2 separate regions of the Homo sapiens genome follow, and region 1 is linked to region 2. Evidence: chromatin contacts called from ENCODE Hi-C or POLR2A ChIA-PET data. All regions are on one chromosome and are shown on one strand. The core of a region is the stretch at or near the end of the contact, and the rest is flanking DNA. Distances in the headings are between cores, read along the strand shown. Region 1 holds the start of ATR (ATR checkpoint kinase). Region 2 holds the start of FOXL2NB (FOXL2 neighbor).

What was found. Hi-C counts contacts between places; a loop is a spot of excess contacts on that map. ChIA-PET counts read pairs that join two places held with the same protein, here RNA polymerase II (POLR2A). Pooled maps may share reads with other maps.
Region 1: a pooled map shows a loop between it and region 2 (4-fold over the local background). The contact joins the promoter of ATR here to the promoter of FOXL2NB in region 2. A Hi-C loop is called at or near these places in 1 of 168 maps with a recorded cell type or tissue (naive thymus-derived CD4-positive, alpha-beta T cell) and 4 of 50 pooled maps. POLR2A ChIA-PET finds 5 or more read pairs at or near these places in 1 of 52 experiments (OCI-LY7).

The regions. Positions count from the first base shown.
Region 1 is chr3:142,576,909-142,580,696 of GRCh38, forward strand. ATR (ATR checkpoint kinase) reads right to left here and starts at 1,825. Exons shown (of 47, transcript NM_001184.4): 1 at 1,738-1,825. The coding sequence starts at 1,796. RefSeq lists enhancers at 1,616-1,775, 2,076-2,175.
Region 2 is chr3:138,945,453-138,949,225 of GRCh38, forward strand. FOXL2NB (FOXL2 neighbor) reads left to right here and starts at 1,765. Exons shown (of 3, transcript NM_001040061.3): 1 at 1,765-2,012. The coding sequence starts at 1,913. It overlaps FOXL2 (forkhead box L2), which reads right to left and starts at 1,685. Exons shown (of 1, transcript NM_023067.4): 1 at 1-1,685. The coding sequence starts at 1,270. The coding sequence ends at 140. RefSeq lists a silencer at 1,701-1,929.

The sequences.
Region 1 (3,788 bases), core at 575-3,074, 3.6 Mb after region 2:
TTTTCAGTAGTCTAATTGCCATAGTCAATTAAGAGGAAACATTTTGGAAGAAAAGGCCTTGAAAGCTTGAATCTGAAACCTAGCTCTGTTATCTGCTAGCTGTGCCTTTGGTTCTTCAACTTCTCTGTCCCTTTTTCTTAAACAGTGGTAACACTTGTTTCATTCTATGTCATGGATATACTATGAAAATTGATTAGCTTTTTTGATTCAAGTAGTTGTAATGAAAAAGCCATGACAATTAAAAACTATTAGACAACTCTCTGTGGGTCAGTTTTTCTATTCTTTCTCTTGGAATAGCTACAAATAAATGAAAGGTAACATAAACTCTACTGATGAAACCGACTATATATAATCCAAGAACCAATTATTTTTATTAACAGGACTCACGGAGGAAGACAGAAGAGGGAAGAGAAGTATTAACCAGTTAATTCTACTTTAAAGCAAAGTGGCAAAAATATACTCAGCTTCACAATGAGCCTGAAAGATGAAATTTGTAAACCAACTTCCTACAATGATCACTTTTCTTCCTCTTCTTTTAGAGAGGTAGAGGTTATTTTATAAACTAAACACAAAGTATACTTGCCACAGATAAGTGGAAAAAATTCACACACTCAAAAATAGTGATGCAGTTACGACAAGAATGGTCCCTTCATTTATCCTTTTATTCATATATTGAGACTAGATTATTTGGATGGCCAACCAGTGGAAATGAACACAACTGCGCTGCAAAAAGAAAGAGAAGTAGCTATCCCATTGGCTTAATGTCAGCTTTGACTTTGTGTGGAAAGTTTTCAAACAGTTTAAGAAATTGGGAAGCAGTTATTCCAAATGATAATTTAACTGCGGTAGCAGCACAAGCTTATTTATTTCTTGTTCGCAGTAGTGTAGAATTAAAACAAACAAAGCAAAACAAGCTCTACCGAGTCTTTAGGCCTGGTTCAGGGAAGCCTGCCTGTGTATTGAAGAGGTGTGAGAGCCATCAACACCTCTCCCTCCTTGTGGTAAGATACTGGTTTTCATGAGGTTTACAGACAACATGCATTTGCAAATGAAATATTAAATTGTCTCCAAATTTTGGCAACACTCTGTGCACGCTGAGATTTTGTGGACCCAGGGGTCTATCTCTCCAATTTCTGACTAAAATAACGGATCGGGAACTGGACGATCAATACGAGGGAGGTCACATCTTCAGTATGTACTATGACTTCACTTCAAAGAAAAAAACTGCCTTTTCCAGCAAGTGATGTCACTTGCAGAAAATGAGAAGCGGTGATTTTCTTTCAAGGGCAGTTTGGGGACAAAATGTAAGGCTAAAAACCAATTCCTCCACGAGTGATCACAAAGAACAGAAACTGATGGGTCAAGTCCCTCGTCTAAGGAAAAAGATTTTCGAGAAGAAAATGAGTGTAGAAAAGTGACCAGAAAGCGATCAGCAGGGACTCTTCCTCCAGCTGCAGGAAGCAAACTCTCGATCGGGGTGAGTGGTAAACCAGGGCCGGCAGACGCCTCTCTCCCCCACGGACCGGCTTCCCGCAGGTTTGTGGCGACTGCCCCATGTGCTATCAACGGGCACTCTGAGGGAGAAGCGCCCAAATCAGCCACGGAGCATCTCCACAAGGGCCGCAGCGGGGGCTTAGGGGATCCCAGCCATAGCGCAGCAGGGGAGGGGAGAGCACGTGAAACCCAAGCCGGAATCAGCGGAGGAGGATGCAGGACCCAGGCTGGGCCTAGCCCTACCTGCCCAGCTCCCGCAGGGCGGGGATCATGGAAGCCAGCTCCAGGCCATGTTCCCCCATGCTGAGGCTGCGAGGCACTAGTCAACCACGCCAACGCGGGTTCCCGGCGTCTCCAAAGCTACCGCTGCCGGAAGAGCGCGGCGCCCGACGGAGCCGTGTGGAGGCCAAAACTCCTCCCGGAAGCCGCTACTGGCCCCGCTTGCCAGGCCCAGCGTCTTTTCTGCATAGGACCCGGGGGAAGCCGGGAAGCCGTTAGGGGGCGGGGCAAGCGGGCGGGCGTGCGTCGGTCAAGTTTCCCGGGTCGCGTCAGGCTTCTTTCTCAGCACCGAGCGAGCGACGTTCGTGAAGCTTTCGTTTTGAGCGGCCAGACTCTGCTGTTCTCAAGCCTGGGAGGCACAGAGAAGCAAGACTTCCGCATCGGGGGAGGATAGGGCTTGAGGGCCGCCAGCCCAGACTCGCTTCACAAATGTGAGAACTATGACAGTCCAGCGAGTAAAGGCCAAGAGTAAACTCCAGGTTTCCCCAGAGTAACGCTCTCACATTTTAAAAGTTCCTCACGTTCCCACCGCTCTTGTCCCTCTTTCTGAGAGATACAGGCCAAAAGGTGGGCTCTCCCTGTTTTTTTCCTTTTAAGCATTTTTTTTCAACTTGAAGTCACTGTTAGGTTTCGTTGAGGACCCTACCAACTTTTAATATTTGAAAATGGGGTTGGAATATATTTGTGTCTCATCAAATCAGCAACAGTACTGTGTGTGGAAATGCCACCATTACGGGCATCCGCAACCTGTGATTTAATTTTTAAAGTAAATCAATGGATTTTGGCAATACACATTTTCTAGCTCAACTCAATTTATTGGAAAGATGACCACCATAAGAGATTGTTGACATGTCAAAGTTATGTAGTTAATCACTCAAAGTCATGCAGTATGTTTACATTTGTTCTTTGGTACATGAGGATAGTTAACCGATACAGTATCTTAAAGAAAAAAGTGATGGAATGACAGCCAAATATGCTCTTGCCTCAAGAACTTTGCATTTGCTGTACTCTCTGCCTTGAACACCACTCTGTCATTGCCCTTTTTCCTTCAGGTGTTTGCCAAATTAACACCAAAGAGCCTCATATAGACTAACATATATACACATTCTGTCTCACCCTCTTTTTTTTGTTAGATACATTGTCTTACTCTGTTGTTCAGGTTCTAGTGCAATGAATGTTGCAATCATAGCTCACTGCAGCCTCAATCTCCCAGGCTCAAGCGATCCTCTCACCTCAGCCTGGGCTCAATTGATCCTCCTGCCTCAGCCTCCTGAGTAGCTGGGACTACAGACATGCCACCACGCCTGGCTAATTATTTTTTGTAGAGACAAGGTCTTGCTATGTTGCCCAGGCTGGTCTCAAACTCTTGGCCTCACACGCTCCTCCCACCTCAGCCTTCCAAAGTACTAGAATTAGAGGTGAGAGCCACCACACCCGGACATACTATATTATTGTCTCTCTCCAGTTAGAGTGTAAGCTCTTGGAGAGCAAGGTCTTGTCTATTTTGTTCACTCTCAGATACCCAGGACCTAAAACTGTGCCTGGCACATAGGTGGTGTTCAGTAAACATTTGTTGAATGAATCACTGAATGTTTTAGGAGAAAGGACATGGGATTGGGAGTTACAGGCCCTACACAAGTTCTCATTCCATCTGCTAGAAACTATATGACCTCAGTAAAGTTACTTAATCTCTTAATACTTCCATTTTTTCATTTATAAAATGGGATTAATAATGTCTACCTCACAAGATTACAGCAAAGATTAAATAAGAGGGGGTAAAGTCATAAAGTGGAATATAATTTCATAGTTAAAATGAATGAATTATACTACCTATACCAACGATGAATCCTGAAAACTACATTGATTGAAAAAGCAAATTCAAAGGTATACATAATAGTGTCATATCATTTATATACAATCTTAAAACCACAAAACAATGCGTTGTGTGAGTTATGTATACAAATATGTTTGATAAAAGTATGAAAACATGTTTGGCAAAGATAGATATCAACTCC
Region 2 (3,773 bases), core at 515-3,014:
GGGACCCTGGGCGCTGGCTCCAGAGGCGGGCCCAGAGGGTGTGAGGTCAGGCTGGCGGCGGCGTCGTCGGCTGCGACCGGGGCCGGCGTCGCGCGTCCCTGCATCCTCGCATCCGTCTGCACCGGCATGCGGTGGGCTCTCAGAGATCGAGGCGCGAATGCAGCGCGCCGGTCTTGCTGTCGTGGTCCCAGTAAGAGCAATGCATCATGGCGAGCTCGGGCTGCCGGGCACAAGCGAACTGCAGGCCCGGCGCACTGGTGGGCGCGGGCGCCGGGGGCGCGGCGGTGGCTGGGCTGGCAGGGCTGAGCTGGCCCGGCGGCGGCGCGGCGGCCCCGTGGTGCGGTGGGGCAGGCGGCGGTGCGGCGGCCGCGTGCAGATGGTGTGCGTGCGGATGCGGGTGGGGGTGCGGCGGAGGCGGGGGTGCGGCCGGCGGGCCTCCCAGGCCATTGTACGAGTTCACTACGCCGGGGGGCAGCGCCATGCTCTGCACGCGTGTGTACGGCCCGTACGAGGCGGCCGGGCCCGCCAGCCCCTTGACCACAGCGGCCGCGCCAGGGCTACCGGGGCCCGCGGCTGCAGCCGCAGCTGCTGCAGCCGCTGCGGCTGCCGCCATCTGGCAGGAGGCATAGGGCATGGGTGAGGGAGGCTGCGGTAGCGGCCACGAGTTGTTGAGGAAGCCAGACTGCAGGTACTTGGGGGGCGCCAGGTAGCCGTAGCCGTCGGCCCCGGCGCCCGCCACGCCGCACCCGCCTGCGGCGCCTCCGGCCCCGAAGAGCCCCTTGCCGGGCTGGAAGTGCGCGGGCGGCGGCCGGAAGGGCCTCTTCATGCGGCGGCGGCGCCGGTAGTTGCCCTTCTCGAACATGTCTTCGCAGGCCGGGTCCAGCGTCCAGTAGTTGCCCTTGCGCTCGCCGCCGCCCTCGCGCGGCACCTTGATGAAGCACTCGTTGAGGCTGAGGTTGTGGCGGATGCTATTTTGCCAGCCCTTCTTATTCTTCTCGTAGAACGGGAACTTCGCGATGATGTACTGGTAGATGCCGGACAGCGTGAGCCTCTTCTCCGCGCTCTCGCGGATCGCCATGGCGATGAGCGCCACGTACGAGTACGGGGGCTTCTGCGCCGGGTCCGGCTTCTCCGGGGCTGTCCCGCCGCCACCCCCACCGCCCTTGCCTGGGCTCGGCGGCGGCCCTTCTGGCTCCTTGACTGTGCGACCGGTCTCTGGGGCCAGCAGGGCCCCCGCCGCGTCCTCGGGCTCGGGGTAGCTGGCCATCATGACAAAGCCGGCGCGCCGCGGCCGGGCCGCCTCTGCTCTCCGCTCCAGGCGCTGGCGCGGCAAAGAGTTGGGGCGCACGAGTCCGCTTACGGCCAAGTCTCAAACTTCTGGAGACTGCGGATGCCGCCCGCGCTTGCTTGCTGGAGGCCTGTCGCTGCTCTCCCCTCTCCTTCCCCTTCCCCTAGGGAGCGGCCGGCGGGAGTGGAGCTCAGCCTCTGGCCATGGGGAGTCCGCCCAACAGAGAGGGGCTCCGGCCTCGCCGCCCCTCCCCGCTCAGGCCAGTCCCCGCCTTGGTGGGTTTTCTTTTCTGCGCTCTTCCCCTCCCCCCGCCCCCCGGTTTCCCGAAGCACGACCCGCGTCTCTGGCGGAGCTGCCTCCTGGAGTCCCTAGTGCGCCAGGAGCCTCGCTCTGTTCTGATTCGTATGGGCTCCACCGAGTTCCGCTTGCGTCAGGCGCCTTCGCCCCTATAGCGGGGCGGCCAGCCGCGCACGGGCGAGTTCATCTCCAAGTCACTTTTTGTAAACGCCCCGCACAGCCTGGACCGGCCTGCCCCCGCCCAGCGAGCCTCAGGGGCCCAGCCGACAGCCAGGCTCACGCGCCCTTGAAATCTGCCGGTACTCGCTCTGCGGGCTGGGCTGGGAGATGACGAGGACCCCGGTGGGGTCTGCCCGCACCCGGCCAAAGCCCAGGAAGCTCGGGCCCCAGCGAGGAAAGGCGCTCCAAGCCTCCTCGCGGCTTTCAGGTGAAAGAAAACGACTCCTTTGCTCTGCCGTTTGCTGCCGTCTTGAGGCTGAACTTCTAGCTCGGGGCTGGGGAGGGGCGAGACGGCGAGGGGGCTGGACGGGGTAGGGTGGGGAGAGCTGCTCTGAGGCTTTGGGAAAGTCAGCCCAGAAACGGGTGTGACTGTACGAAGAAGCCTCGGCCTGGCCTGTCCCTCGCGCTCTCAGAGTGACTGGGCTGGAATGGGGCAGGGGAGAGGATCTCTGGAAATAGTCGTCAGGGGCGCCGCCTGAATCACCTCTGCCTCTCCCTGCGTTACCAGTGGATCTAGGAACCAGGAATCCGTGTACTAATCCTACGGGGTTGGAGTGAAGGTTGGATGTGTGCTTTAACAGCACCAAGTAGATGCCCCTCAGCTATTGCACTAACACAGGCGGGGCTGTTGCCCGGGACTTTGCGGGACTGTGTATGTGTGTGCACAGGGGTCACATATGGAAGTCATGGAGAGGAGCTGTCCTTGAGATGGGTGAGATACCAGGTGCATGTGTGCTGCTCAGAAACACAGGTATGCACATGTACAAGGTGTGAGATTTGTATTTACGAGGTAAAACACACTTATACTGATAGTTATGTAATATGTTCATCAAGTATTAGAGTAAATGTAGCTGGTGGATATAGCATCTTCTCTTTTTCTCCTTTCTTACTTCTTTCCTTCCCCCCTTTCTTCCTTTCTTTCACAATTCTTCGATGCCTCTTTCCCTCCCAGTGTATGTATTTTGCCACAGACTGGGAAGACAAACATCAGGCTGAGGGAGGGACTTGTTCAAATCTCTCTCCTGATGAGACATTTGTTCTGATCTTTCTCCAAAGAATCAGGAGTTAGTTGTCACCTACCTTAAGCAGAATTCTGATGGGAATCCAATTATTTCAGCATGTACAGAGATTGTTTCAGGGAAAATCAGGTGTGCCTTTTAACAGTGTGCTCCTTAACAGTGCCTTTTAACTTGGCCTAAACAAAAAGTCTGCAGTCATAAAGTATGAGAGAGATGGCCAGTGTTTTGAATCCTCAAGCCCCAAACTCCTTGGTGCTGAGGAGGGGGGCAAGGCCACCTTATGGAGGAAGGTGGACTGAATGGATGTCATATAGCTGTGCATTAGTGATTGGCATGTCTGGAGTGGCTGACTCAATGCCTGTCACTGCCTCTTCCTCCCAGGCTGTTTAGACTCTGAGGGTTCTCCTGAAGCCCAAGGAGCCTTCAGCGGCCTGTGGTTCCAGCATCCACAGGCCATCTACAAGTGTTGTCTGCTGCTCACTCAGGCCTCTGATCTGCATTCTGAGATGAAAGGGAGGGAGGACAAGGGTGGTAGGGCTCTTTGGAATTCAGCATCTTGAAGATGACACCAGAGAGGTCAGCAGGGCAGCCCTTGCCTGGTCACAAGGATGAGAGGGAGCAAGGCTATCCCCAAAGTAGCTTGGTTTTTTTTATGGGCGGTCTCCCACTGCACCCAACAGACATGGGGGAAGCAGCACTTCCGCAGAATCCCTGCTGCTGCTTTCTGAGCAGGAGTGCAGATGTTTTTCTTCTTCCTTACCCCCATCCTTGCCCAAGCTTTGGGTGGGAGTGGTGAGTCCGGTTTGGGGCTGCTGCAGATTGGCCTCAGTGCCTATCCTCCCCCAGCCAGGGCCTGGGCAGGGGGAAAAACAGCTGGGTCTGGCCCCATCCTGGTGGGGGCTCCTCTCTCCTTTTCTCTCCTTTTTTTTTTTCTTGACCACCCAGGCTGG